Linked DNA regions of Homo sapiens: region 2 is linked to region 1. Evidence: read pairs that join two places in POLR2A ChIA-PET (ENCODE). Cell type or tissue: endothelial cell of umbilical vein. All regions are shown on one strand. Links, peaks and the distances in the headings refer to the core of each region. The heading gives the core; the rest is flanking DNA.

The links. Peaks named below come from ENCODE experiments on the same cell type or tissue, not always from the same donor. Only the 100,000 strongest peaks of a DNase experiment are listed, where the experiment ranks them.
Region 2: POLR2A ChIA-PET joins it to region 1 with 5 read pairs; 2 of 35 experiments call an interaction of 5 or more read pairs at or near these places.

Annotation. Positions count from the first base shown.
Region 1 is chr5:171,850,189-171,865,065 of GRCh38, reverse strand. It overlaps FBXW11 (F-box and WD repeat domain containing 11), which reads left to right. Exons shown (of 14, transcript NM_001378974.1): 14 at 965-3,517. Among named protein-coding and RNA genes, the nearest start is that of SMIM23, 72 kb to the right of the region's middle. In endothelial cell of umbilical vein, for the core only: a CTCF peak has its summit at 6,584 (motif pointing right); no DNase peak of the experiment used is centred there.
Region 2 is chr5:171,443,060-171,457,936 of GRCh38, reverse strand. It overlaps FGF18 (fibroblast growth factor 18), which reads right to left. Exons shown (of 5, transcript NM_003862.3): 4 at 8,684-8,790; 5 at 311-1,398. The coding sequence ends at 1,132. Among named protein-coding and RNA genes, the nearest start is that of FGF18, 31 kb to the right of the region's middle. RefSeq lists enhancers at 3,237-3,738, 6,403-6,974, 11,719-12,285. In endothelial cell of umbilical vein, for the core only: no CTCF peak of the experiment used is centred there; DNase peaks (open chromatin) are centred at 6,946 and 7,326; H3K4me3 peaks cover 575 bases; H3K27ac peaks cover 1,845 bases.

The DNA.
Region 1 (14,877 bases), core at 3,185-8,184:
GATTCTTGATCTTTGTGTAAATTGACAACTTTCTGGGAAAATCACCTTTTAAAAAAAGCATTCAAGCTTTAAAAAGTCTCTCTTGCTTTTTTTTTTTTTTTTGCCACCTAAGGTGACTTTAGACTTTCTGGCCAGTGGTTTAGTGCATCACTTATTGTGACAGTATCTGAGTGGGTTTTGACTTTATTTTGATTTAGAATAGAAAATGTCAGCCTGCATTGTATGTAAAAATGATAAATATTGTGAATATCAGTATTCTCATGAATATTGTTTTTTTGTGTGTGTGTGTACATATTTACATACATGATGAATGTAGAAATTGTGATTAAAATGTGTTTCAGACTCAAAGCCATAGTCAAAAAATTATGGAACATTCAGTGGCCTTTCCCCCATACTGTTGTTGTTTTACCAATGATTTACTTATTAAAAAGGAAGTAATTTCTGATTACTAGCATTCTATTTTAGAAAGGCTAATTTTTGCATATTTTTGTTTCCTTGTGATCGATGAGGGCTCTCGTGAGGATGTGAGACTGGCCTCTTGTAGGTTCTGAATGTCATAAAAGATTATGCTAAATATAAAATCGAATGTGAAGCATCTTTTGTTATATGTGTACTTTTTCAGAGCAGTACTGAGAGAGTGATAGGTTATAGGGTCAGCCCTCTCCTTGAATCCCCTCTCTGTCACTTGTTGACTCTTTGAACCAAACACTTAGCCTTTCTGAGCCTTAGTTCTCTTATTTGTGAAGCAGGTGTCATAATAGTTTCTTCCTCACAGGATTGTTGTGAGGTTGAAATAAATGTGATACCTGGTATGTAGTACACTCAGAACAACTTACAGCTTCTGCTGTTAATGCTAATAAGTTTTGCATGTAGCTGTGTGCAGGGGGTGGAGTGGAGTGTGTGTATTCTCATCTAAACGGAATGTTCACCCACACTCCCTTTGCTTCTGTTTTTCTTTCCTCAGGGTTTTCTAGTCTTGAACTACTGGCTACGTGGCTACCAAATGCCTAAGGGAGTTCGTTCACAGCTGAGTTATGAAGCTGGAATTGGTTCTAGACGCTGGGTAGATGCAAAGCAGCCTAACTCTTCAAGTACCGACATTTCTCACCTCTGATTCCGGCTCTCCTTTGAGAAGGAGACCTTAGCTTCCCCGGCTTCAAGTAGAACAGAAGCCCGTTTCCTTCCCTCATCAGTGAAAAAATCTAATGTTTCAAATGTAAATTGTTCATAGAAAAGGAACATAGAATCTGTTTTACAGAAGTAAATCGACCGTCAAGAGAAGACTTGGCCTCTAATTTATATTGCTTTGCACTTTGGTTTGATATTAAGAAACAGCATTCTTCTTCAGTGAAATTTTGGGTGCCAAACACCTACCCAGAATGTCCAGGGCTTTCATTTTCAAAAGTTAGCATTCTCCTTTTGACCGTCCAAGTCATTATGAATTCTGACTTGTTGTATTAGGAACATGTTGGACAGTGGAAAATTTTCTCTGGATTGTTTTAGTAATATTTTTGGGATTATACTTCCTTTCTGTACCAATTTCTTTTAATTTAAAGAACTATAAGTCAGTTATATTATCTACCAACAGGTAATATAGCTCTTTCTTTTATTAACTGTTCTCTGTCCCCCAACCATCTCCTGATATTTGGTAGAGTAACACCTTTATACGTGTGCTTGCCTCCTAATTTAAAATACTGTATTCGCATGTAGATATAATGTACATAACAGTTTAACCTCAAAGTTGCTGGAGTCAGGGCCCCCTGTGCTTGAGACACTAATACAGAGTGTGTTCGCACTTAGCCATGGGCTGGGCTCAAGAACCTGATACCTGGGTTGATGTGGATTACCTAGAACCCTTCCTGCAGTATTCATACAGTGTTTTTATTTTGTTGTTGTCATTGCGTGTGTGTGGTTTGTGTGTGTTTTTAATGAGAATCTTGTTTTAAAATGTAATTTCTAAGGTTTAACACCAAAATGTTTTATTTGTTGTGGAGTATATATTATACAATAGAGAGGTACCTTAAACATTTTTTGTTCTTATTCTTTTTCTCATAAGTACTCCTGAGTACAAGTGGTCACCTCCCATAGTATTCATTTGGCTTCGCTGTCAAAAATCATTATTCTGTGCAGTCGTGGCCCTGGGAAGGGGAAATAAGAAGGCCCTGTTGACGGGCTGTCTTGGCTCTGGAATTCATGCATCCTGGCCTTGCCAAGGTTCTGGCAGGGCCTGCTGGTGTGTTGGAGCCTGCAGGGCAGGTCAGGCTGGTTCAGAGGCCCATGCTGAGGGGTGGGTGCTCTGAAGTGGAGTGAAGCCTCAAGCCCATGAATGCCACCCCAGTCATCTCTGGTGTCAGCTGCTGCTGTGGCCCCAGCAGGTTCTCAAAGCTCCCAAGTCCTCCCTACGACACAGCCCAAATGTGTAAATGGCACTGTTGCCCTGACAGTGCATGGAAAGGACGTTGGCATCCAATTGGCACTCCTTCTCCCTTATTCAATATTAGGTTTGATTTGCCCTTCGCCATTGTTTCCAAAGATCAAGGAATGTCAATAACATTTTAAAGGACCAATAAACAGCCTCCTATAAAGTAAACCTCTTCCCGTGGAAGCACACTCTACTACTAAAGGGAAGGCCCTGGGCTCTGATTTGTCCTTTGCATTGAGAACGGTGTGGGGATCAGTGTGTGTGTATGTGATTTGTTTATTGAGTTGGCTTTGCTTTTTTAGTTTTTCTTTTAAAAATAAAATCCTTCCTTCCCATGTTACTAAATTAATTTATGTTTTTGAGAGGTTGAGTCTCAAAGTGTAAACAATAAACCTCCATTCATAAGGTGGATGTTGTAAGCTTGATGGTGGTTGTGAAAGTGATTTAGCTTTGACCACTTTTCATCCTACAGCTTCAATATCAAACTGGTTAGGAAAGCCCAGGGGGAAGGGAGGGGGCAGGGGAGGAGGCAATTCTGAATGAATGAATGGATTTTTTGTTGTTTTTGCATGTTTAATATAGAAGTTCCCCTCGTTCCTTGGGAGATGATGGCCTTTGAATATGCAGACAACCTTTGAATTGTGCCTACTAAATTATAGCAGGGGACTTTGGCACCCAAGGAGTTCTGACTTTCTGGGATTATAATAGTAATTCCCAGCCATACTCTGGACTTTATTTTGCTAACCATAACTGAGCAAATGTAAATTACTGCTATATTAATGTTTTAAAGCACTGGGATAGTCTAATTCTAACTTGTAATTAATTATGTTTGCCAATTATCTGTTTGAAATAAATTTGTGTCTGAACAGCTATTGAAACTGTTAAATTGTACAGATATTATTCATGACAGCTTTGTACTGTGGAATGTGCTTAATAAAAAACAAAAAAGTTTGACTTTTGTCCAGTAAATTGCTAAGTAATGTCAATAAATCGAGTATGGGTATTATGCAGTGCACCTAATCTGGCTTCATGCAATTGTTACTTCAGCTACTGATTCAAAGCCAATACTCTTAATAAAGTGTTGCAATACTCTGACGTTCTGTTAAGAAATTTTTCAAAGAAACTGTTAAGTGCTGTTAGGAATTCAGTGACATACAATTAAAATTTATAGATCTTTAGAATCATCTGTTCTGTAAAATGAGTTTGAAGGCAAACTGGTTTTGGCGTGTGAGAATGTTGTAGTAGATGATATGATTCCTTGTCTTGGGCTTTTGCCGAAAGCTAGCTTGAACTTCAGGAGTTAGCTGAGGGCTAGCTAAGAACTCTTGCCCTGCAAATCTGCTTCCCACACATAATTAATTGCTTCACAAGTTACTGTCAACATGAAAATGGCCTCTGAGACATCCCAAGTGGCTTTCAGGTGTGAGTGGATCCTCCCCTTCTTGAAGAAGGGCCATGGAGGTGTGAGGGGCAGTTTCGCAGCCCTCTCCACCATAGCATCAGAAATGAATAGTTTTGTGTGTGCAAGTGTGTCACTGGTAGAGTATTGAAGCAGAAAAAGTCGAGTTAGTATCTGTAGGATTCTACTCAGAAATTCTATTCAGTAGGACTGAGTAGAAGCTGAGTTTTTTTGATAGCTAGGCTAAACTTCCCCCATTAGTCAACCCAGTTGGTAATGCGGACTTTTTGCATGAGATTAGAGTATTTCTATGTAATTGTTCCCACCCGTTTTTCTTGTAGAAAACGTTTTTCAAATGTGTCATGCATGTGGTTAAGAGAACCAATTTACAAATCACAAAAAGATAAGAGTAAAAAGTAATTTTTCCTCTCCCCCTTAACCCCCAGTCCCTCAAATGATGGTTAACCAGTTTCTTTCATGTCCTTCAATAGATACCCTCTTTTCTATACACAGCTTGCTCTTCCAGCCGGTGAAGACTCTGGGAGCTTGTCTTGTAGTGCTAAGATATTGGGGCTCCTGCTGGCTTGTTGCACAGAGCTGAATCCAACACTTTGTAGGCACTCAGTCAGCATCTGTGGGATGACTGAGTATATGGCCATCTCAAGGTGTTTACCTGCCCACAGATAGGACGACGGACCCCATACACCAAATGCACTAATTCAGTAATTTAAAAATTATATTGGTTAGGTGTAGCCATGTGAAAGATTTGTAGGGCAGGTCATAAGTAACTTTTTCTTAGTGCGTGCCAGGTAAACTGGAAAGTAGAATCCTATAAATGAGATTGTACATTATTTTCAGCTTTGTGGTCATCTGCTTATCCTTTCTCTAGGAATTGTTTGATTTTATTGCTCAGAGTATGTGAGTTATTACTGGACTGGCCTGGGAGAACCTGGAAATTACAAGGCCAAAGACTTGAGTGGGGACAGATTTAGGAACAGCTTAAACTTGATGTTCTGGTGAGATCTCAGTGTGTACAACTTAAGCTGTCTCTACCCTTCACCACCACCTTCAGATCCAGTGGACTTTGCCATTTCTCGCAGGCTGTGTTTGTACTTCCAAATACCACCAACGCAGGGGATTGGGAAGGATTATTTTTTTAAGCATCTAGCTCTGTTGCCCAGGTTGGAGTGCAGTGGTGCAGTCATAGCTCACTGCAGCCTCGAACTCTAGGACTCAAGGGATCCTCCTGCCTCAGCCTCCCAAATTGCCGAGATTACAGGCTTGAGCCATCACGCCCAGTGGGAGGGATGTTCTTAGAACACCATTGAGACCATCCTGTGGGGGCCACTTCTCTACCGAATGGCAGAGAGGAAAGAGCCTGGGCTTTGGGGCCCAGAGATCTAGCTCAGGATTGGAGCCCTGCCACCTAATTGGCAGCAGGTCCCACGGGCAAGGGCATTTATTATCCTGAACCCAAACTCCTCAGCTGGGGAGCAGAGACAGTGTTTTAAGATTACTATGGGGATGAAATGACATCTCTAAAGTGCCTAGCACAGTGCCTTGCAGCTTCAACTTAGACATTTAAACAAAGGGAACAGAATGCTCAGAGGGGAGGAAGGGACAGGAGTTAGTGGAATCTGGGGTGTCGTGCTGTCAAATAAACGTGCTCAGGCAAACCTGAAGCCTGTCTGGACCTCTTGAGGGGAAATACAGGAGCTGACCCTGAGGACTGGTCCCAATGAGGACTTGAGTTTGTAATCAGGGCCTGGTTTGTTCAGTGGGTGGAAGAAAGGGAGATGGGCCAGTGAATAGGTTTATACTGAGTTATATTTGTTAGTTTTATTATTACAAATAATTATAAAGGTAGTCAACCTATCATATCCCCAGCTAGTATTTCTGGGAAGAGAATGAGGTCTAAACATGTCACTGTCCTCAGTGAATTGTATTGTCTCCAGAGGGGACGGGAAAATTTCATGCCTTCAGGGTGTGTATAGGTGGTGGGTGATGGTGGGGAAGAGGTTGGATCATGCCAGCTACAGCAAGAATGAAGATAAGTGAGTGAATAAAAAATAAAGATTCGTGGGTGCCAGGCTGCTGGTGAGGGCTTTGTGTACTCTCATCCTTCCAGTAGCCCTGCATGGTTTATGTTCTTACCGTTTTATGGTTGAAGATACTGAGGCTTGGATCTGTCTTTGGGAGCGGCTGAACTTAGTGTTGATTCTGGTCTGCCTTGGGGGCCACAGCTGGCCTCTTAGCGCGCTGCCCTAGCATCTCCCTCTTCATGCTCCGTGGGCCCCTGGATGCCCGCAGAGTCTCTCTGAAGAGCCAGGCTCAGACTGTGTGGTCCCTTGGCACCCACAGACCCTCTGCCCTTCTCTTCTCCCCTCCACTGATATGTCCCTGGCATATGTTCTTGGTGTGTCTTCAACAGTGCACAAAGTGCGATGGAGTGCAAGGGGCCGGACAGGTGCAGGGGGACCCGACTGTGGCCGGCCCTGTGGGCCATTCTGAGGGGTGGGGGCTCCATCCTGGGGGCAGGGGCAACCACTGGCTGGTTTTAGGCTCAGGAGTGACCAATTAGAAAGCTAGAGTTAAGATTCAGGAGAGAGATGCTAAGGTCCAGAATAGGGAACATGAGGAGGTGAGAGAGGGTGTTGGGAGCCACGGGGCTTAGTGTGGAGGGAGCTGGAGGCGCTGACAACAGCATTCATATTCAGTGCGTGTCTCCTGGGTGCCACTAGATGGGGCTATAATGGAAGAAGACACAAGGTCCCTGCTCTCAGGAAGCTTCCGTTCTAGAAGAAAGAAACAGTGCGCAGTGATTGCTGTAGTGTCCACAAACATGCATTTACAAGATAAATTCAGATAGTGTTGATTGCCGTGAAGAGGTTACACTGGGCAGTGGTTAGGTGTGGCCTGGGGGACGTTGGATCCAAGATCTCAATAAGCAGGCGCTGGTCATGCACTGAGCTGGGACAGGATGATGTTCTAGGCTGCGGGCGTGGACACACGCCAAGGCCTTGAGGTGGGGATTTCTGGAGTGGGCAATGGGCTGCAGGGGTGTCCAGCTCTCCCAGATAAGGGAATTGGGGTTGATCCGGGGGGTGGAAGGGGGATGCATTTGGATGTGGACATTGGAGGGGCCCCAGAGAGGTTTGAGTGGAGCCCCTGGGCTGCCTAGAAGAGAAGGAGAGAAGTGGTGGTTTCAGAAGAAAGAGCCCAGAGGAACATCTGCATTTAGGAAAGGGGCACGGGAGGACAAGCCTGTGACAAAGGTGGGAAGGAGCAGCGGGAGAGGCAGGAGCGTGATACCCAGCAGTCTTTGCAGGGCCTGTGGACGCTCTCAGGACTTGGAAACTCTCTTTTGCAAACACTTGCCTCCAAGCTGCCTGGGCCTCCTGGGGAACAATGCCTGTCCACTAATCACACCGCAGGACACCTAATCCCGCTTCACACTTCTTCCAAGACAGCACCACACTCTCCTAACGGCCAGGGCTCTGGCAGCAATAACAAACAGGCGCCCGGGAATAGCTTCTCCACTCCGGCCCTTGCCTGGCTTGTCCTTGGGAACGCTCCCTGCAGCCCATCTGCACAAACAGACGGGGGCCAGGTCTGTGCCTCAGGAATGAAGAGATAAAAGGGACCATCGGGGCTTTTTCCACCAAAGGCGAAAGCATTTTATTGAACGGGCTGCGAGTTTTTGTTTCAGGAAATTTCATCATGTCTCCAAGAAGAGGAGGGGGAAAAAAGAGAGAGAGAGAGAGAGAGAGAGAGAGAGAGAGAGAGAGAGAGAGGTGGGCAAGGGGAGAAAAAGAGAGAGAGAGGGAGAGAAGTTAATTGGCCTCAGATTTTCTCACTCCCTTTTCATGTTGGTAACACGAGGCAGCCCAGGTCAGACTCAGGTCAGCGACGTTTGGGCTCTTTAGTGCCCCTCTGTGAATACCTCATTTCTGTAATAGTTTTTCCTTTAAAAACAGCTCTGCCTTCTTTGGCAGATGGTGACATTCCATTAGCATATGGAATATTTTTCAAAACACATCCGAAAGCATGTCTCTTACGGAGGAGACTGGGCAAAGCGAACGAATGTCTGAAAAGTATGTTGGGAGCAACTCAACATTTAACAGAAGGCCTCACTCCCGCCTTCGCCCCCGGCCTCTCCATAGTCTCTCCTGGGTTGTTACCGTAACCAAAAGGAGACAGGAGGATGTTCCCCAAAGCTTAGTCTGTTGGCTTCCCTGGGACTGTCCCAGTATACAGGGTAGCTGGAGGGAGGCTGAACCCAGGATAAGAACATGATTCTTGGCCTGGATTGGATGTTGGCAAACCATGTGGATGTGGCATTGGGGCAGTGACGGATATCTTGCACACTGAGCACCTATTATGTGCTAGACGCTGTGGGTAACATACATTATGGTCTTTCCTGCTGAAATCCATCTAGCACACAGTGGGCACATGTCAGAGCATGTCACCCCCCTGCCCAGTACTCCCCAGTGACTGCCACTGTGCTTAGAATCAAGTTCAAACTCCTTGTTATGGTCTGCAGTAATCTGAGCCTTCCCTGCTTCCATGCCATTTTATGTCATGCTTTCCTCTCTCACTCCCACTCCAGCGACATGAGCTTTCTTTCCGTTCTTTTTTTCTAGCTCAGGGCCTTTGCACGCACTGCATGCATTTCCCCAGCTATTTGCACGGCTGCTTCCTCATCATTCAGGTCTCAGCCCAAGTACTGCCCCCAAAGAGGAGGCTTCTCTGACCAGACAATCTAAATTATCCCACATTACCCCCTATTGCATCCTGCGTTCCACTTACTCTATAGTACTTACCATTACTTTATTTGTTGACTTGTATTTATTCAAGACACATTTATTGAAGGCCTACTATGTGCTGGGTGCTAAGCTAGGCCGTGACAAAACGGACAAATATCCCTGCCTCCAGGAAGCCTACGTTATGACACAGCAAGGCGGATGAGGAACAAATGCCATGCTTCTTGACTTTCCTTACCAGAAATGTCACCTGAAGTACCAGGACCTTGTTTGTCTTGTTCAGAGACCATTTTGGGAAGTGGTAATCACAGAGCTCAAGAAATTGTAGTTAAACGAAGAACTGAGCCCACATTTTATAAACAATTGCATTGAGGCATAGACAGGAAGTGGCTTTCAAGATTGCTCCGCTAGTAAAACAGCAGAGCCAGGATCTGAACCTTGCTCCTTCTGACGCTGAGGCTGGCCATCCATGCCGCCTGCCCGGCCCAGGCATCTTGCCAGGTGCCTTCCCCACTACTTCCTTCTCCTCAGCCCAATATCTAGGTCCTCCCCCACTCCCTACATCCCAGCTGGCTTATCCCGGGGCTGTTCTCTAGCATCCTGCTCTCAGTAGGGTGACTTGCTGTCTGCAACACGTTGGGTAACATCCTTTGACTCTTTGAGCCCCAGTTTCCTCGTCAAAATGAGAATATGAGCCACAGTAGATCTGCTAAGGCACATACAATTCTATTATCCTGGCTTCTGACCAACCCCTCTGTAAATTACGTTCAATAAGAGGTGATAAATAAGAGGTTAAAAAATAATTTTGATTTCTGCAGTCCCAACTGAATAGCAATGACCCATGTAGTCTCAGCTGCTTCCTCCTCTCAGACCAGTATTCCCAGCCCTCCACTCTGCTCACTCTATTGATCCAGGGCTAGAAGTCCCATTCAACTGGCTTCTGCAAAGAAGGGCGTTTATTGGCTTGTGTCACACATACCCAAGGAATGGGCTGGTCGCAGGCATGGCTGGATCTAGGAGCTCCAACTGTGTCATCAGCTCTTGGGCCTCACCTCCTTGCCTCTCTGTCTGGCTCTCCTTTCTCACAGTTTCATTCTAAAGCAGGCTTGCTTCCACATGGTATCCAGGTGGCTGCCAGCAGCCCCAAGAGCATGTCCTATCCTTTGAGTGTCTCTGGTGGAGCAAAATCTCTTCCCAGCAGCCGCAAGAGCATGTCCTATCCTTTGAGCATCTGTGGTGGAGCAAAATCTCTTCCCAGCAGCCCCAAAGAGTCATGGGACTAAGTGTCCTTGGCTCAGGTAGAATCATGTGCCCACCCTTAAAACCCACGGAAATAATCCCTGGTGGTCAGGGTTGGGGTCGACCCCACACAAACCACACGGGCTGAGAATGGAAGGGAGGCAGATCCCCAGAGGATTAGGATTCTGGGGTCCAAGCAAAAAGGGGAATGGAGGCTGGCCAGTGTCCCCTGCTGCTGCCACTAGGCACGCCTTTTCCTGTGGGAAATGACTACTTTTGCATGTTCGTCAAGGCCTAGCTCAAATATCACCTCCTCCCTGGTCCACAGAGCAGGAGCTAAAAGCCCTCAGCCCCTGAACTCTTTTTGAGCCGTTTTCACTTTCTCTTTGGTATTTTAGCTTTTAATGTGCACGAGCAGAAAGGGTCAAAATAGTCTGCCTTTGGGGTCAGAAAAGTTTGGGTTTGAATCTCATCGACGCTCTTCAGGGGTAAGGTGACCAAGGACAGGGCGCGGCTCCTTTCTAATCAGTCCTCCCTCCCGGACCTGCTCGGAGCATTCAGTGAGATGAAGTGAGCCCAGCCAGGGTTTATGGAGGACTTTTGATTTCTTCCATGCCAGGACCCATGTTTTGGTCCTCTCTGTGTCTTCAGCCCCAGTCGCAGGTACTAATAACGCAGATGTGTTGAATGAACAAACTCCTGGATTCCAGAACTTTGGGCATGCAGTGGAGTTTCCCCTTTCATGATGCTCAGATTCTAAAGTGAGCACTGCAGGTGGAAAACCATAGAGTCCAAGATGCTTGAAAAACCCTTAAAATGTGGCTTCAATACAGTACACAGTGTGTATGGATGGGACCCAGTGCAGTGATTCCTGCACCCATTGAGAGTTTGAGTACCATCAAGCTGGCCAAGGGCAAAAAGAGAAAAGTCTACATGCAAGCACTCAGTCATGCAAATGATTCTGCTTTTAAACTAACTATTGGGAGGGATAGGGAAGTGAGAAGGAAGAGGGAGACAAGAAAAGGGTAAATCCTAAATTTTAAATTGCCTGCAAGTTTCATTCCATTCGCTTTTTTTTTTTTTTTTTTTTTTGAGATGGAGTTTCACTTTTGTTGTCCAGGCTGGAGTGCAGTGGCACCATCTTGGCTCACTGCAAACTCCGCCTCCCAGGTTCAAGCGATTCTCCTGCCTCAGCCTCCCAAGTAGCTGGGATTATAGGTGTGCACCACCATGCCCAGCTAACTGTGTATTTTTAGTAGAGACCAGGTTTCACCATGTTGGTCAGGCTGGCCTTGAACTCCTGACCTCAAGTGATCCACCCACCTTGGCCTCCCAAAGTGCTGGGATTACAGGCATGAGCCACCATGCCCGGCCCCGTTCTGCTTTACTATGTAGCCTTTGTCATAGCTTTACTATGTGTGAGGAAGCTTTGTTGTGGGGAGAACAACTGTGATCATACACATAACTAAATGGAAGAGCCTGTATAGCAGGACATGGGGGCTCAGTGAACCCAGTGGGATTTGAACCCAAGTCTTGCTGATAGATGCATGGTTCCTGGAAAGCTGTAGAGGAGTTCTGGGCCTCTGCTGCCTGTGGGACCCACTGGTGGCCTCACCAAACTGGCTCTCACCCTCATGCCCTGAGACAGCAGTCACTGAGACTTAGGTTCTAAAACTGCAAGTGAAATTCAAGGGGTATACAACATGGTTCCCTTTTTTCAAGAATTTCAATTTTTAGTTTGGATTCGGGGGCACATGTGCAGATTTGTTACCTGGGCATATTGCATAATGGTGAGGTTTGGGGTACGACTGATCCCATCACCCAGGTACTGAGCTCATACCCAATAGGTGGTTTTTCAACACGTATCCCCTCCCTCCCCCCGTCTAGCCATCCCCAGTGTCTACTCCTGCCATCTTGGTGTCCATGAGTATCCAAAGATGTGGTCCTGTGGCTGCTGCCCCCTCTGTAACTCTATTGGTTGGAGAGCAGAATTCAGGAAAGCAAAGTTGACCCTGGCCCCCTTTCTGTAAGCCTTGGTGGCATAATTTCATTACCCAGGCAAGTACATAACCTTGATTACCTTCCTCATCTTGACCCCCACCTCCCAAACCCCATTCAGCCCTGTCTAGAACTTCTGGATACAGCACGTGGCCTTATTTTTCCAGGAACAAGGTTCATTGTTGTGCTTCTGCGGTGCCCACCACATGATTTCTGGGACAGCCTTGTCAACCCTCTGGGTGTGATCTCAGCCAGAATGTGTCACGATGGCAGACATGGGATGAAAGGAACTGGGAAGAAAGGAACTGGGATGTTCAAATGGTCCTAGACTCCACAGGTGCCCTCAGAGGCGAAGGGGCTTCCTGCTGAAGCCCAGACCCATCCCAGCAGCATTTGGACAGGACTGTCATTACTACTGAGGTCCCACTTTTGGTGACTGTGGGGTTCCAAAACGGTGCCTTTCCCTGGGCGAAGTCAGGCTGAGCTGGCACTGGCTCTTCGAGGAGCAGCCGAACCCCAAGTTTCCCGTGCTGACTCACGGAATAAGAGCCAGGGCCGTGGGCCACCTGCCTGGGGTCTGCCCTGGTTGTGCCACGAGGTCAGGAATTTGGGCAGGCTTTTAGCTCTCAGATCCCTCCGTAGCCGGAGTTCACAAAAACTTCGCTGCATCACTCCAGTGTCAGCTTTTGGTTTCTTGAGCAACTTCTCCTCCGCCACCAATTTGCTGATTCACTCAGTCTCTTCCTATTTAAATCCAAAGGGACAGAGCCTGATCAGCTCCATGACTTGAAACTCCTGGGTGGGGCTTTTTGTTCCAGCGTCCTCATAGGTCACCAAGCAGCCAATGGATGCGCTGCTCTTGAGTTCAGGGGACCCTTTTGACCAATCAGGGGGCATTCCTTGTTCAAGCGCAGCCTAAAGCCATTTCCCTCCCCCTGGGCCTCCTGATGGGATGGTTTCCCTTAGGAGGGCACTCAGGTGTGGCTGACACCATCACTCACAGATCAGGACCCAAACTCCGCCAGGAGGCTCTGCTCCTCCCCATCCACCCCAGCTCCTTGCTAAGCTTTGACAAGGTCAGTATAACTGACTGAGATCCAAGGGACAAATGCGCCCGTGTTTCATGGCTCCTGGAAGTGAGAGGGCTCAGCAGGAAGGCATTGGATTCACAGAGCAACATCATCAGCTCTGCAGCCAGGTCTCTGACTCCTACTCATTACCGCAGTGTCTACTGGAGTCTGACTTATCTCTTTTTATTTTTAATTTTAATATTTTAATTTTTTGTAGAGAAAGGGGTCTCGCTGTGTTGCCCAAGCTGATCTTGAACTCCTGGCCTAAAGCATCCTCCTGCCTCAGCCTCCCAAAACGCTGGGATTACAGGCACGAGCCACCACGGCCAGCCCATGACTTATCTTTAAATCCCAGTAGGTAGCCCAATGCCTGGCACTTGGTTGGCCCTCAGGATACTTTTCTTGGAGTAGCCATAAATAAGTGGGTGCCCCAGGGAGGTTGGGATGAGCAATACTGAGAAGTTTAAGGCACAGTTCTCCTGCCAAAGCGGTTGGTCTCTTTCCACCGTCACCTGGTTTCCCTGGATCAGCTATTACATCTCATTAATATCTTATATTTCATTTTCTTTGTAGTTCCCTTGCAATGTTTCCCAATGTGTGTCCTGTGGGACAATAGTTCAGTGGAATATTAATTAAGTATTATAGTGCAAAGGGATTCTGAGATCAAGTGAGTTTGGGAAATAGCAAGTTAAAGAAAAGGAAGCAGGTTTATTTGCTGAGGGACTTATCAGAGCCTTTCATGTGTTCATGGATGTTGTTACCATCCACAAAGGTAACAGGGGCTTTCGTGTTTCCCACACCTTTTTGACCTTGAAATCATTATTTTTTCCCCTTTGAGTATCTCACAGGACTAGTGTTCTGAGGAGCAGTACACTGAGAAATGGTCCTCTAGACAGAGAGGAAATGCTGTCTTCCCCCTTTATTGGCTATGTGGGATTCGTATAATTTGCTTATTTGTCGGATCCATTATTGCTGGGTGTGGGAGAGCAGGCATGTGTTAGACTGTCCATCTTCAGAGAGGTTTCCTGCTCTTCCTGTTCGTCCAGTAGTTATGGGCTGTGATTGTTATGGTGATAGCAGGGAGGCTGCAGACCCCAGAGGGGATTAGGCATATCTGTGTGTAAACTTTGGGCAATGTCTTTCTTTCAACTGGGCTTGAATCACAGCATTGCATACCCTAAGAAAACATCATGAGGTATATAAAGTTCCCATACTCCCATTAAGTGGCCTGGTTTTCGTCTTTAAGTATGGTGGGGCTGGTAGGAGTAGAACACGGGATGATGTATCACTTCTCCTGGGTTTCTCAACCTCAGCACGACTGACATTTGGATGGGATCATTGTTTGTGGGGTCTGTCCTGTGCCTTGTAGGATATTTGGCGGCATCCCTGGCTTCTACCCACTAGATGTCAGTAGCACGTATCATCCCTCCTGCCTCCCCATTGTGACAACCCAAAATGTAGGCAGACATTGCCAAGTGTCCTCTAGGGGACAAAATCCCTCTCCCATTGAGAACCACTGCTTTAAGAGAAGATTACCCAAAGTCTGTGCAAGGCTTTTGGAATACTCTTGGAAGGATTTTTATCATACTCTTGGAAGAAGGAAGTAGTGCTATCATGCTCAAAGCATGGTCTGAGAGCCTATAAGACGTGCCAGCTAATGAAACTCTCCCCTGGGGTGTTTTCGTAACTCATCCTTAAGGCTCGTATATCTGTTGAGTTTCTTGGTTGCAAGTTACAGAAAACCCAATCCAAAATGGTCTAAGCCAGAAAATGAATTTTTTGGCTGTGGTAACTGAAGAGTCCGACACAGTGCTAACTTTAGGCACAGCTGGATCCAGGTGCTTAAGCAGTGTTATCAAGAAACAAGAATTTTTCCAAATCTTTGCTCTGATTTCCTCATTATTGATATCATTCTCAGACAGGCTCTTCCCATGTGGCAGTGAGAAAGCTGCCAGCAGCTCCGGCCTACTCCTCACTAGAACAGAT
Region 2 (14,877 bases), core at 4,097-9,096, 410 kb after region 1:
AGCCTTGGCACATGAGAGGTACGAGTAAATGCATATGAACAAATGACTGAAGAGGCCACTGAATCAATGACCCATTAGAATGGAATCTCCCGGAAAGCAAGGATTTCCATCTGTTCTAAGGCTGCCTTCTCAGCGCCTGGTGCATAGTAATGTTGAATTCAAAGAATGAATGAATGAATGAATGAATGAATGAATGAATGTGCAAGGCCCTAGCTCTCAGTGCAAAGACCACAGACCAACCAGAAAGCATGAGACACAGAGGCCACCCTGCCCCCGCCCTGCCACCAGCCACCAGCCACCACTCGCCTCATGGTTTTTTAAATAATTTGTCTGTTGTTTTTAATTGTTGAGGCAGTAATACTTGGTTCATGAAACTGCAATATACAGAGAGGTGAAATAAATAGCTTATATATATATAATATATATAATATAGCTGGTTTTAAAATATTCCCTTATCATTGGTGTACTAGGTCACGTGAGTCACGGAAGGTCGATAGCAGCATCCTCCAGAACTGCGAGCAAGGCAGGGTCACCATGATTGGACGAGGCGTCTGTCGTCGGGAGGTCGAGGCGCGGAGAATTCCCAGGGGCACGCCTTCCCTGCGCGGTGTCTCGGGGCAGCTTGCAGCGGACAATAAATAAATGACTGCAAACCAGAGAGCGATTTTTGTTGGAGTTTGGGGCAGGAACAGAGGATTGGGAAAGTTAGGGGGAGTTTGTTGGTGGGCGGAGTACTACTTTCTCTTTGTTTTTCTTTTTTTTTGTTTTTTTTTTTTTTCCTTTCAGAACCTTTGGGAAAAAGGACTTTGGTTTCTCAAAGTGTTGGTTTCCTCATTCAAGTCCTCCTCTGGGGACGAGTTTAGAGTTGTCTGTTCCTAGAGAGAGACAAGCACCTGTGGGTTGACTACAGTCCCTTTGCGTGAGTCTTTTGTCATCGGGGGTTTCAAGTCAACAATAAAATCCTTATCACCCCTCCCCCCAAGAGTTTTGGTTCAGTTTTTGTCTTCTTTTAAACACAATGTACAAAAATAGAGCTTCTTCCTTATTTTTCATGTAAAAATATTCCTCTGATGCAGTTTTCTGGGAGTGTGAGTGTGGCCAGGGCGACCTGAGGGGCCGCGGCGGGGTGGCCTAGGCAGGGTGTGTGGGCCGGATCCGACGGGACCTCTTGGTCACCGTCGTGTACTTGAAGGGCTTCTGAAGCTCCGGCTGCCCCTTGGGGTAGCGCTTCATGAAATGCACGTCCTGCTGGTTCTCCCGGGTCTTGGGGCCCTTCCGCGGCCGCCCCTTCTTGGTGAAGCCCACGTACCAGCCGGAGTACTTAGCCGACATCAGGGCCGTGTAGTTGTTCTCCAGAACCTTCTCGATGAACACACACTCCTTGCTGGTGCCATCGGGCTGCAGGGGAGAGAGGGGGAGTGTTCAAGAAAAAAATGACTCAGTTATGCTTGCCAAAGCACAGCGAGGAAGGTTTTATTCAGGACCATTGCGATTGTTGTAGGGACAACTGTAATGAAGTTTTGCAGTGGGGGAGAGAGATTGAGCTTAACTCTGAATATGGCACAGGCAGGTGGGGGTTTATAGCCAAGGAGCAGAGTGGAAAATGACTAAGAGGAAACATCGAGGGTGTAGGGGATTCTGGCTAAAGCCACCTAACAGAGACTTTGCTGAGGACAGGCCAGGGTGACCAGACATCACCTGAGGGATGGAGGAGGATGAGGACCCTGATCATATATCAAGAGTGGGGGATCCTTGCTAAACTGACTTAGCAGGGCTCTTGCTAAAACTGGATTTTACAAAGAAGTGCACAGATGGGCATAAGAGAAGGTTCAGGAGCCTGACTCTAGTTTGGCCGAGTGAAGACTCTTTGTTAGGAGGAGAGAGAGGAGACAGCAGGTACAAGGGGCATGGGCAGGAGGCTGTGGCTGGGGCAGCATAGGACAGAGAGCCTTCACTTCCTGGATCTGTGGAGTAAACTTTTGTTACTGGCCCCTGCATCTTTCCCCCACCCTCCAATTAGGTAACAGACTCCCATTGTCATTCAGAAATCTATTCCTTCCCCACTCTCCACCCAGATAGCCCAATGGCTCCACTTCATCCCTACCAGAGCAAGACATCCAGACACTATTTTCCCTGTGGCTTCAGTGATTGGCTCACAGGTGAGCAAGTGACCCAAGCCATCCAATCAGTGTTCCTTGAGACCTTTTCTAGGCAACCCCAAACATAGGTGGATTTAAACCAGAGGAGTTTGTAAGGCTGAAGCAGAGGCAGCCACTTTATCACCATGAGGGGAGATCCTGTCTGACAGTGAAGCCAGCACAGATGAAGCAAAGTCAAGGAGGAGAGAAGGACAGAAACTACGTCCTGGTCACATCATTTGGGCTCTAGATCCAGCCACGTCTGAAGCTCACATTACCTCACGGTTATGTGGGCCAATGATGGTTCGTTTCCTTTAAAACAGGTGATACTGTGTTCTATCGCTTACAACAGAAATGAGTCCTGATAGATTTGCATAAAACCTGACATTAAATCAGCTACTCAGCTGTAACTCAACTCCACTGTGATCTAGTTAAATACAAATTACATGTCATGTGGGATGTGGTGCATTTTAATACTTGGTATGAAGAAAGGTGGGGCCTCCAAAAATAAGAGATTTCGCATGGCCAAACTCCAAACTGTGCCGTCGGTTGTGGGATCTCAGGCTCCTGGGCCGATGTGTGAACTCCCTTGGGAGCCTGGGTCTGCTGGACAAGGAGCACTAGATTTGGAGTCAGAAAACAAACGACCTCTAACACTTCCCTTGTGTAACCTCAGGCCAGTCAGTCCCACTCTGTAAACCTCAAATTCCTCACCTACCTAATGGGAACAATGACTCCTGCATCATAGAGACACTGTAGGAGTGATGCTTATAAATGAATCTGACACACAGTAGGAGCTTGCTAGATTATTCCTGAACGGCAGCTGTTCCCGACAGGGCTGGCGTGCCTTCCTTGGATCTGATCTGGACAGGGGGTGGTGAGGAGGCAGGGTGTTAGTCTCCTCTCTGAGACAGCCGAATTGCTCGATGGGGAAGAGTGGGAAACACAAAGTTGGAAGGCCTGAATTAGCAGCACTTGAGTTTCCAACTAACATCTCCAAATTTAGGCCGGGCCCACTCCTCGTTACGGACGGATGCCCAGCCAAGCTGGAAGCCCAGCGGTCTGGCTGTGTGTGGAGACTGAGGTGCGAGTTCCAGCCTTTTGTTTGAAGTGGAAAACAGGCTGGAGCTTCCAGGAACGTTCACCTTTGAGCAGAGGGCAAGCTTGGGCCCTCCAGACAAAGTGCTGAACTTTGCAGAAAGGGACAGGCAGGGTAAGAAAACACTCTCTGGAAGATGAGATCTTTCGAGGAGGCTGCAGAACAGGCATGGGCAGACCTGGGACACACACGTGGGACCCAGAGGACAGTATGGGTGGCGTGAGCAGCGAAGGTCTACTGTGAGGAAAGCCAGGGTAAGTGTGCAAGGCAGGTGGAGAGGAGTGGTCCCTGGGCTCTGGGTACCCCATGGAAAATTCTGGAAGCTGTGTGTGCAACCTGAATCCAGGTTCTTTGCCTGGTCTCAACCAAATAGTTGGAGCAAACAGAACAAAGGCTACACCATGATGCTCCCCCATCCTAGAATACCTGCCACTGCCTGGAAAATGGCTTTCATCCCTCCAGGCTCAGCTCAAAAACTGCCTCCTCTGGGAAGCCTTCCAGGACTTCCCTTTATCTCCCTGGACAATTCTTCTTCCTCATTCAAGACTCCATTCAAGCGTCAAGCCTTAATGGGCTCACATACTCCATCTTCTGAACCCCATTTCTCCTCCCCATGCCCCAACAGAGAAATTCCATATCTGCCTGCCTCCGCATTAGCCCAAGTGCCTGCTGAGGTCAGGGCTGCTTCTCAGTTCTCTTGTTGCTGAGCACAGGTCTTAGCTCAAGACAGGGGTGCCCCGAGCATTTGGGGTTGAACGCATTTTCATTAGGATGGAAACGGTGGGATGACACATGAAAGGGGTTTCCTCCTGAAGAAAACAGACTCTCCCTCCTGGATCTGTTATAAATGTCCCAGAGACAAGCAGAAGCTATGAGAGGTCCCTCCTGAGACACACTGATTAGGGAGACAAAGCAAGCTGAGCCCTAGAAATTGTCTCGCACACTTGGTCTCCCTACTCAGTCATTAACCATTTATTGATTGCCAACTACAGGCCAAACATTGCTACTTCCATTACTGCATTTCATCCTCTTCTTCAGCTCTGCTTGGTAGAAGAAAGCAGAGCTCAGAAGCAAATCGGCCTTGCCCAGGGTCATGGAGATTCTAAGTGGCAGAGCTGGGATTTGAACCTGCCCTAGCCACTGCAGCTCACTTCTCCTCTGCCCAGTTCCAAAGAGGTCCACAAGGGGGAAAGGTGAGGAGCAGGTGCTGCCCATCAAAACATCTCGCCTCCCCCAGGCCCACATAGCCACCATTGGCACAAAGCGAGGTTTTGGATGTACAAGGAGCTACCCAGTGCCAGTCACGCGGGCTCAATGCATGTCTGGGTTTACTTAAAAGGGCTGAAGAGCTAGGCTTTGGGCTGAAATTCACGAATCTTGGGAACCAGCCCTGGGGCTATGATGATCACAAGTTCCCCTGCGTGACCTCAGGCAAAAATGGATAAGAAGCTAACAGCAGGCTACATCCGGGCTTGACGCTTGCCTCTGCTCCTGGCTACCTCTATGACCCTGCTCACCACAGCAGAGACTCCAAAAACAAAAACACCTGTGCTTGGGCCCGACCCCCGGAAACTCTGACTTAATTGGTTCAGGCAAGGCAGAAGCATCAGTATGTAGAGAGTAAGTGAATATTCCATCCCAGAACCCTGATGATGTAGCAGAATTTGATCTCTTTCCTACTACCACCTCCAACCTCTTGCTTCCCAAACTGGAGCCCTAGTCCTTCCATTTGATCTGAAGACGGAATCCTGATGACCTCATCTGGCCCCTAGATCCAGTCTTACCTGAAACTAGAACTACCCCCTGGACTGTTGGTTTTTGTTGTTGTTGTTTGCTATATAAGCCCCGTATTCCCTTTTTGCTTAAGGCATTTTAGGTTAAGTTTCAGCCATTTGCAACCAAAGCCATCTTAACAAAGATGTGCTGGTGGGCAGAGCACTCCCCTGCCCTGAAAAGGTCTGTGGCTCTATGTTGCCCCAAAAAGGACTCATCAGTGATCGCAATAGGTGGTGGCAGATGAGAAAAATACAATCTGGGTTGCGTCTCCAGAGATGGGGAAAAAAATGCCTAGCACATCATGCTAGACACTCAACAACTGTTTACAAAATGAAAGGAAGCGCCACCTCCTGGGCCAGGTGACATGGGTTCCAGAGGGTAGCAAGGAGAAGGGGGGCCGCCTGAACATGCAGGGGCTGGGGACACAGCTTTGGCATCTGATTGGTACAATGCAGCAGAAAGAGTAACTCCAGCAAGGGCCTGCAACCTCTGGAAAGCTCTGTCAAGGGCTCAATGCAGGTACCCTTGCTGTGGCCAGAGATGTGCAGGGTTGGCACACAGATGGCCCAAGGAAGCTGCCCCATTGAGCCACTCCAAAGGAGTTGGCACTGGAGCTGAGACCAGGCGTTCCCACAGGTGAAGAAGTGACCTCGTGACCTGGCTCCAAAGGGGAAAGGGACTAACACTTAGCAAGTGCCTACCTGCTTACTAAGTGCCCAGATTATCATTCCCATTTTACAGATGACGACGCTGAGGCTCAGCAAGGCCAGGGCGCTTAGACTCCCTTGGGTTGATGTGAATAATTCAGGCTGTAGCTTAAGAGTCAATCCACAGACAGCAGGAACCATGTTTCTATTTCTTTGGTGCCCCCGGAGCCCTTTGGCCAGGTACACAGAACTCAGATGAATGGATGCAGAATCCGCCCTCAGGGAGTTCCCAGTGTGACAGAGGATGCAGGCACAAAGACAAACAGTGACAACCCAGGTTAGCAGACAGGCAACAGAGGGCTGTGCGAGGGACTGTGGGGCTCCGGGGTGGGTGGGCTGACAGAGGGGTCAGGGAATGACCAGCCAGGACTCAGGGCAAGTGGACAGAGGGAAGGGCAGTCCCGGCAGAGGGCACAGCATGGACAGTGCCCGAAGGCCCCGTCCATGGAACAGCGGTGCTCAGTGCCACGCATCTGGAGCATAAGGAATCCATGTGCCCGGGGAGGCTCCCCAGGGCCTTCGGTGTCCCATAGCAAGGTGGGAGGACCCATGGATGGGTTTGGAGCTGGGTGGGGGTGGAGGGCAGGTCATGTGCCGCCCTCCAATGCCGTATGTGCTGTAGAAAGCCGAAGGTGGGCAGCGGGGAAAGGCCTGGAGATGCAGAAGCCACACGCCAGGCGGCTGGGGCAACGATTTCCGGGATGGTAGGAGGCCAGAACAGAGGCGGTGGCAGGGGTTAGGGCAGGAGGGGACACCCAGGGCCTAAGGTACGACTGGGCAGGGAGGCTGTGGAGAGGACCGCAGCCCAGGAGCCAGATTCCCGCCTCGGGGGCCAGAGAGCGAGGGGGCGCTGGGCGGGGCAGAGGTCAAGCCTGGACAGGTGGATTTGGTGGCGTCCTCGAGTCCCCCGGGTGGGCCCAGAAGACAGGAGGCTGGCAAGGGTTGGGGTCGGGCGTGGAGGCCTGGGCGGGAGCGGGGGAGGCGCCGGGGGCCGGGGCCGGGCCTCCCTCCGCTGCGCCAGGGTGCGCCGCGCCAGCTGAACCGTCACCAATATTAATGACGGGAGAGAGGGCGAGGGGGCAGGAAATCGGAGCCGGCTCCTGTGGAAGCGGTGACTCAGCGGCTCGCCCGCGGGCGGGAGGCGGCCGGCGGCGGGGTGGGGGGGCGGCCCGAGGGGACGGGGCTGCTCTTTTGACCCCCGCGCAGCCCTCCTGGGGTCAAGATGCCGGGAACAGCACGCAGACGGCGAGGGCGGGCCGCGGCGTGGGCACGGGCACTGGCGGGTGCCGCTGGCCCCTGCTGGGGGAGAAAGAAAAACGAGCCGAAAACTCAAAGCAGGTTGGGCCTGGGAGGCGGCCCAGGCGGGCAGGAGAACAAAGCGCCTGACGCGGGGCTGGGCCGCGCCGCCACAGGAAACGACCGGCCAGGCCAGGGGGACCGGCCAGGCTAGGGGGACCCGGCGCCCGCGCCCCAGTCCGTGGCCCCGGCCCCGGCCCCGACCCCCCTCGCCGGCCGGCCAGCCTCGCAACGGCGGAAAGTGAATCACTAATTAAAACCACTCCTCGGCATCCCGGAGCCGCGCTCTGCGGATTACTATTATTTTGCTCTTTGAGAAGCCTCAGTTGGTGTGGGCAGTGCGGCTGGAATCTTTTCCTTCCAAACCGGGCTTTGAATCCCGCCGAGCTGTAGTGTGGGACCTGGGACAAGTGCCCGGGCGTGGCCAAGCCTCGGCTTCCTCATCTGTGGAATGGGGATGGTAGCGGTGGCAGCCTCCTGGGATTCACTGGGAGCGTTTCAGTTCAGTGCCGGGCAGAAAGTCAGTGCTCAATTAGCGGAAGCTATTATGACAGTAATTATTAACAAAATAATGCGACAATGCCCTGGCTGGGATCTCTGGCCTGTTACATCCTCCCCAGCCTCTTGGTATGGGGGAAAGGGAGAGGGATAAGACTTGGGGGATTCAAAAAATCAAAAACATGGCTTCAGCAAGACTGAAGTCATCTCCCCCACCCCCAACAAGATGTAATGAACCGCAAATAATCAGCCAGGGCATTGCCCCCAAGCACAAGCCCATCCCCCTTAGAATCCAGGCCTACCCTCCACCCCACTCCACCTGTCCAGGCAAAACCCCCTCAACCCTGGTTGTACAAACTGCATATGGGAGTCAGTCCCTGCAGAGAGAAGGGGACAGAGAACCTGACCCTACCATAGAGCTCCTGTGGATAACACCTTCCATTGGAACACCCAGAGGAAGCCAGTTCATGACTTTTGCAAACAAGCGCACCCAGGAAACGAACAGGGGTGCTGAGAAGCAGCATCATTGGAGACTCAGATCCCCACACACGTGGGTCTCCCCAACCCGAGGGTCCCCCCAACCTGCACCCCCACTCCTGCCCCCACCCTAATTTGTTAAATGCAGCTCTCTTGCCAGTTTCAAAGTAATAAAATCTTTCTGAAATGCTAGAACCAAGAGGCCCAGCGCTGACGAGGCGGCCAGGTTCCAGAGGTCACTGCTGCAGGACGGTAAGCCCCTGGCAATTGTTAAAACGATCGATGCAGCCACAGCCCTTGGCCTGCCGGTTCCTTGCTCCCAGACGTCAGGGACATGTAGCCGGGGTGCCCCAGAGCCCCTCAAGGATTCTCCCACTACCAAGCAAGCCAGAGCTCCACACCCAACAGGAGAGACACAGCCATGGATACCTCAGCCTGGTGAGTTCAAGTGCCCGGGGAAGAGAAGTGGGGGATGGGATGGGGTGAAAGGAAGAGATTACAGTCTCTCTCTCTCTCTCCTGTCTCTCTCTCTCTCTCTCTCTCTCACACACACACACACACACACACACACACACACACACACACGGCCTGTTTTCCATTTGGGACTGACAGTGCCCTGGACACATTGTTCCAGCTCCCAGAGCTGCCAGAGGGGAACCCGAAGTTCCCGGGAATCCCAAACCATCACTCACCTTCCCCACGAGCTTGCCTTTGCGGTTCATGCACAGGTAGAATTCCGTCTCCTTGCCCTTGATCCGGACTTGACTACCGAAGGTGTCTGTCTCCACTAGGAGCTGGGCTTCGAAAGGCAGAAGGAGAACAAGACACATTTTATTACCAGGGGCAATGGCTTGGTCTAAAGGCTCAGTGACATGGTCCCTGGTCCTATCTTTGGTCCCTCACTCCCCCAAAATCAGGCATGGGGAGGCCTAACAAGTCCCACAGGACAGATGCCTAAATAACCACAGAGAAGTCAGAGAAGTAGCTGTCCCCTGCCCCTCAGGCAGGGAGATGGAAGCTGCCTATCACCTGTTCCCTTTCCTCCAGCCTCTCTTGGCTCCACTTGGGATCCAGATGGCTCCAGCCAGAAGGGAGTTCTGCCCCCTGTGGCTGAACACCAGTGTGCCCTTCTACCCATCGTCACCCACCTTCCCTAGCCCCTCAACTCTATTCCACCAAACAGGACAAAGAACCGTGCAAAAAACCCATTTCCCAAAGCAGGACAGACGGCCATACAAAAAGGCCATTCTCCCAAGCAGGACAGGCGGCCATGCAAATAACCCCATCCCCCAAACCCAAAGCAAGACAGACAATCACAAAAATAACCCCATTCCCCAAATCAGGACAGATGCCATACAAATAACCACAGAGAAGTAGCTAAGGGGACCAAGGGGACAGATAGATACAGATGCAGGCATGTGCACGCACACCTCCCCTGCCTTTCAGGACGTCAAGCTATTTCCTCCAAAAGTTAGGTCTGTGGCCCCTTCCTGCAGGGCAAACATCTGGAGCCCCTGCTAGTGCCCCCGGCACCTTTAACCTGCCTATTCATAGCAGGAAGGGCACAGGGAGTGAGGTGCGAGCTCCCTAGGAAAGGGTATGCAGGATATTCCACTGCCGTCCATGGAGGCCACCAAAGCTGAAGGGTAACTAACTCCCAGGAGCCCAGAAATCCCAATCAGGACCGGATCCCCACTGGGATTCCCCCCAGGGTGGGAGACCCCATGCTACACCATCCATGCTCCACAGAGCCTCCCTCAGGATGAGGGGTCCAGAGCTGATCCCCCAAAGCCCTGCCTGAACAAGGACATCAAGCAGGCAAAGAGTGACTGTCCCTTGATTAGGTATGCTGTGTCCAAATCTTTTCCTCTCACTCCACCAGCCCACATTTTTCTCCCCAGTACGCTGCTGCGTGACTTTGGGTAGGCCACGCGCCCTCTCTTAGCTCTCTCTCCTCTCTGGTCTTAAACCGCTGTGCCTGACTCCCCAGTACCAGCTGCTTTATTTGCCTGTGACCGCCCCACTCCCAATTCGTGCACTCTTTTCCCTGACCCCTTGCTTCCTAGCCCCTGCCCCTCCCTCACCCACAAAAGTTTAATTTCAGTGACAAGGGACTTGCTTCTCCATAACAAAAATCATAGCCCCAAATTCCTGAGTACAGTATCCTTGGAGCCACAAAGAGTATACCTCAGTGCCCCTAAAATACACTAGGTATGATTTTAATAAAAAAATTTACAAATATAGACCCTGGTGCCCTGCTGTGAAAATTAAAACCATCTGGAACTTGAGATTTCCAATAATTAATCTAGCCCTCCTTTGACACCACTACTAATTAAAATACGATACCCACCTTTCCAAGAGGGAAAAAAAGAAGAATTTACATAAAATTTAAAGATCTAACAAGAATTTAGTAACTCTAGAAACAGGGGGAGGCACATTCTTCTCTCCACCTCCCCCCAGCCCTAGTCAACACTGACTCAGGGATATTAACCAACGCTGAGATGGCGGTGGGCACAAGCCCTTGATCCTCCTTGTTCCCCTTAAGTCAAACTCCGTCATTTCCTCTGTGAGCTCCCTCCCCAGGGCCAAACATCACAGCAGCTCTGAAACTTGCTTTCTCCATCTCTTCGTAAAGATCAGGCCCCACAGGGGGTGAGGAGTTATGGGGGAATCAGGACAATTTCAGGTGCTTCTGATGAGGGGAAAAGGTGAGAGCTTTGGGGTGCACAAATCTGGATATGAATCCCTGGCCCCAACTGTATGACTGTGGCCCTCAGTTTCTTCTCCTGTAAAATGGGGGTATAATCTTCAATAGTTATTGGGAGGATTATACAAAATGATGCTGTGAAGAGCTTAGCACTCTGTTCTCAGGGAGGGAAAACTCAGTAAATGTTGTTTAAGTTTCCTACAAACTGCAAAAACCAAACTGTTTTCCCAAAAGAAAAGAAAAACGAAAATATAGTGGAAGGATATCGGATGTGTCTGCAAGGGTGGAGGAGCAGCAAAGCTTCCCTCCCCAGGTCTTGCACTATGACCTGAACTTCCCAGCATCCTTGAGGGCTGCAGACATCCCACACTGCAAAATGGACCAGAAAATGCCTGGGGCTGGGGCTCACCGGGTCTAGTTTCATTCTGGCATTGCCGTCCTAGGCTATGTGACCTTGAGTAAGCCATACCCCACTCTGAGCCTCAGTTTCCCTACCTGTGCAAGGGGGAGGGGCTCGACCCTACTCTCCTTCTCCTTGGGATTAGGAAGTGGGGTCTAGCAGAGGGGCAGGGATGGGAGATGCAGGAAGTAGGTAAAGCCACTGAGCTGGGGCCCAGACAACCCCAAGTAGGCCCAAGGGAGAGACTCCCTCTTGGCCCTTCCCAGCACACGCCTGGACCTCTGTCCTCAGAACAGTTCCTGCTATGCTCCCCTTACAGTGCACTGAAGCCATCCATCCTGAGATTGGGTGTCTTTGTCCCCATTTTACAGTGTAGGAAACTTAGGTTCAGAGCAGCACCCAGTAACAGGGACTGACCTCAGGACTGCCTGCCTCTTTCTACTGGGGCCTGGGCTCCAGGGGAGAGGCCCCCAGGTCTGGAGGGACAGGCCTCCCAGCACAACCCCCACCCCTCACCAGCCAGGGCCACCGCAGGAAGCCCTGGCCTTTGCCTGAGCTGTCCAAAGGGCCTGGGGCAGAGGTTGCACCTCCACCCACCACAAGCCTAGCCACCCCCACCCCAGCATGGGGAGGGTCTGCGCCTGGCCGTCACGCCAGGGGAGCCAGAAGTCTGTTCTCTCCCCGACCGCAGCATGCGATGGAGTGACCTAGACTCCACTCAGCACATGACATCATGAGGAGGGAGCCGGGCCAGAATTATGTAAAGTCTTTGGGGAGTAATAGCAGCAGCAGTTCTCAGAGAAAGAGAGAGAGGGAGAGAGAAAATGAGACAGAGAGAGAGAGACAGGAGAAGGAGAAGAGAGAGACACCACCCAGGCCAGGTCCTCAGCATCACGCATCCACTCCCATGACCCAAGCCCCCAGGATGCTGCTCTCAAGAGCTGGAAACCTCATCCGGGCTCAGGCACAGCTCCATTTGTGGGGCCTGCACCAGGCCAGGCGGAGGAGTTGATGACATTATCTCACCCTGCTCATCAGACTTCCTCACTGCCCTGGCCGGGCCACCGTCCCCTCCAGCCTGCACAACTCAACAGCCCCTTCCCCTTGCCACTCTCACCCCCATCCATCTCTCCTCTACACCACAGCCAGAGAAATCCTTTAAAAATATAAATTTGCCAGGCGCTGTGGCTCATGCCTGTAATCCTAGCACTTTGGGAGGCCAAGGCGGGTGGATCACCTGAGGTCAGGAGTTCGACACCAGCCTGGCCAACATGATGAAACCCCATCTCTACTAAAAAAAAAAACCACAAAAATTAGCCGGGCATTGTGGCGCACACCTGTAGTCCCAGCTACTCAGAAGGCTGAGGCAGGAGAATCACTTGAACCCAGGAGGCAGAGTTTGCAGTGAGCCGAGATCATGCCACTGCACTCCAGCCTGGGCGAAAGAGTGAGACTCCATCTCAAAACATACAACAAAAAATATATAAATTTAGTTGTGTCCCTTCTCTGCTAAAGACCTCCTAGGGATCCCCAACCCACATAGAAGAACATGTAAACTCTTCAATGGGACCCGCAAAGGGCACACAGCCTGGACCCTGTGGACCAGCCCTGCCTCCCTTCCTTGCCTCTCCCCTCTAGCACACCAAGCACGCTCCCACCACAGGGCTTTTGCACATGTCGTTCCTCTGCCTGGAGGCTGCTTTGCCCAGAGCTTCCAGAGTGGCTCCTCATCTCCTAGGTTGTGGTGCAAATATTGCCCCTCAGAGAGGCCTTCCCAGACCATGATGTCTAATGCTGGCAGCACCCTCCCCAGTCCAGCCCTACCCCATTCCCCTGCTCCATTTTCCTGAGAGCTCTTCTCCGAAACTCTTATTTTTATTGTCGGTCTCCACCCAGCAGAAAGTAAGCTCCACGAGGACAAGAACCTATCTGTCTTATCACCACTCTGACTTCCAGCGCCTATCCCACGCCCGGCTCAGAGTGAGCGACCAGTAAGCCAGTTTTAATAAGCTCATCAACAGCCTTGTGGTGTGGAGATGACTAACACCATTCACTGGCTAATGAAAATGAAATTCAGGGAGGTGAAGTGGCTTGCCTGAGTCACATGGCTGGGAAGAGCAGGGTAAGGTCTGAGTCCAGCGTCTGATTCCATGGTCAGTGCCCTTCACCACTGTGCGCCTTCCTGGTGCGACTCTCGGTGCCACTTGCAAGAACCATGGGCTCCCACCCACCCATCCCCAGCCTCAGTGACACAGCGAAAGACCTTTTCCCTTCTGGGCCAGATCTAGGTAACCTCTGAGGCCTCTTTCAGTTCTGCCCCTATGGAAAGTATCAGTAACTGACATTTCTTTAGAGCTTATGATGTGCTGGGCATTGTCCTAACTACCTTACATGCATTATCTCATTTAATTCTTACCACCATCCCAGGAGGTTAGAACTATTGTTATTATCCCCAATTTACAGGTGAGAAAACCGAGTCCCACAGTCACACAGTGATGGAGCTGAGATCCAAGCCCAGGCAGTCTGACCCAGAAGTCTTGGGCTTTGCCTGTCTACCCCACCCCTCACTTCTCAGAGGCCCCAGTCCCTTTCCTGGGGAGCGAGTGAGTGAACAGCGAAGGAGGCAGGGGAGGTCTTCTCTTTGACCCCACTTTCTTTGGGCAGAAGTTAGTGGATGGGGATGTCCACCTTCCCTCAGCTCCACTTCCAAATGACTTTGAGGAAGGAGGGAGTCCCCAGGGTCACCCTGAGAAAGATACCTTTGATACCGGGAGATGGGAAACCCTCAGGACCACCCAGGGCTGGGCTGCGACCACAGCCAGAGAGAGGCAAAGAAGGTTTCAGATCTGATGAAGAGGAGAAAAGGCTGCATGAAACAAGAGGAGGAATACAAAATGGGAAGCTCCAGGCCACAGCTGCCCCGGAAGGAAGGCCCACAGAGCCTGTCTCCCCAGGGCTCCGCACAGAGCAGGAGCCCAGAGGCCACCCAGGGCTGGGGCCAAGGAGAGTGGCAGAAAGAAAAATGGCTCAAAGGATCTGCTCCCTTCTCCGGCATCCAGAAAGGAGAGCAGCAAAGGGGGAAAGAGTGCAGGAAGGGAGCTGGAGACAAAACTCTTTCTACAAAAAACTCATGTTGTCTCTCCCCACTTTAATGCCTGCAGCAAAAATGACTAAAGAATGATGATAACAGGCCAGGCGCGGTGGCTCACGCCTGTAATCCCAGCACTTTGGGAGGCCAAGGTGGGTGGATCACAAGATCAGGAATCGAGACCATCCTGGCTAACACGGTGAAACCCTGTCTCTGCTAAAAAAAAAAAAAAAAAAAAAAAAAAAAAAATGATGATAACAGTGAATACTTATCTGAGCATATACCATGTGTCAAGCAATGTTAAGATGTTAAGAGTGTGAACGTGGGGCCGGGCACTCATGCCCGTAACCCCAGCACTTTGGGAGGCCAAGGTGGGCACATCACCTGAGGTCAGGAGTTCGAGAGCAGCCTGACCGACGTGGTGAAACCCTGTCTCTAATAAAAATAAAAAAAATTAGCTGGGTGTGGTGGCACATGCCTGTAATCCCAGCTACTTGGGAGGCTGAGGCAGGAGAATCACTTGAACCTTGGAGGCAGAGGTTGCAATGAGCCGAGATTGCACCACTGCACTCCAGCCTGGGCTATAGGGCGAGACTCCATCTAAAAAAAAAAAAAGTGTGTGAATGTGGAATATCTCATTTGACCATCACAACAGCCCTATGAGGTAGGAACTATTATGCCATTTTACAGA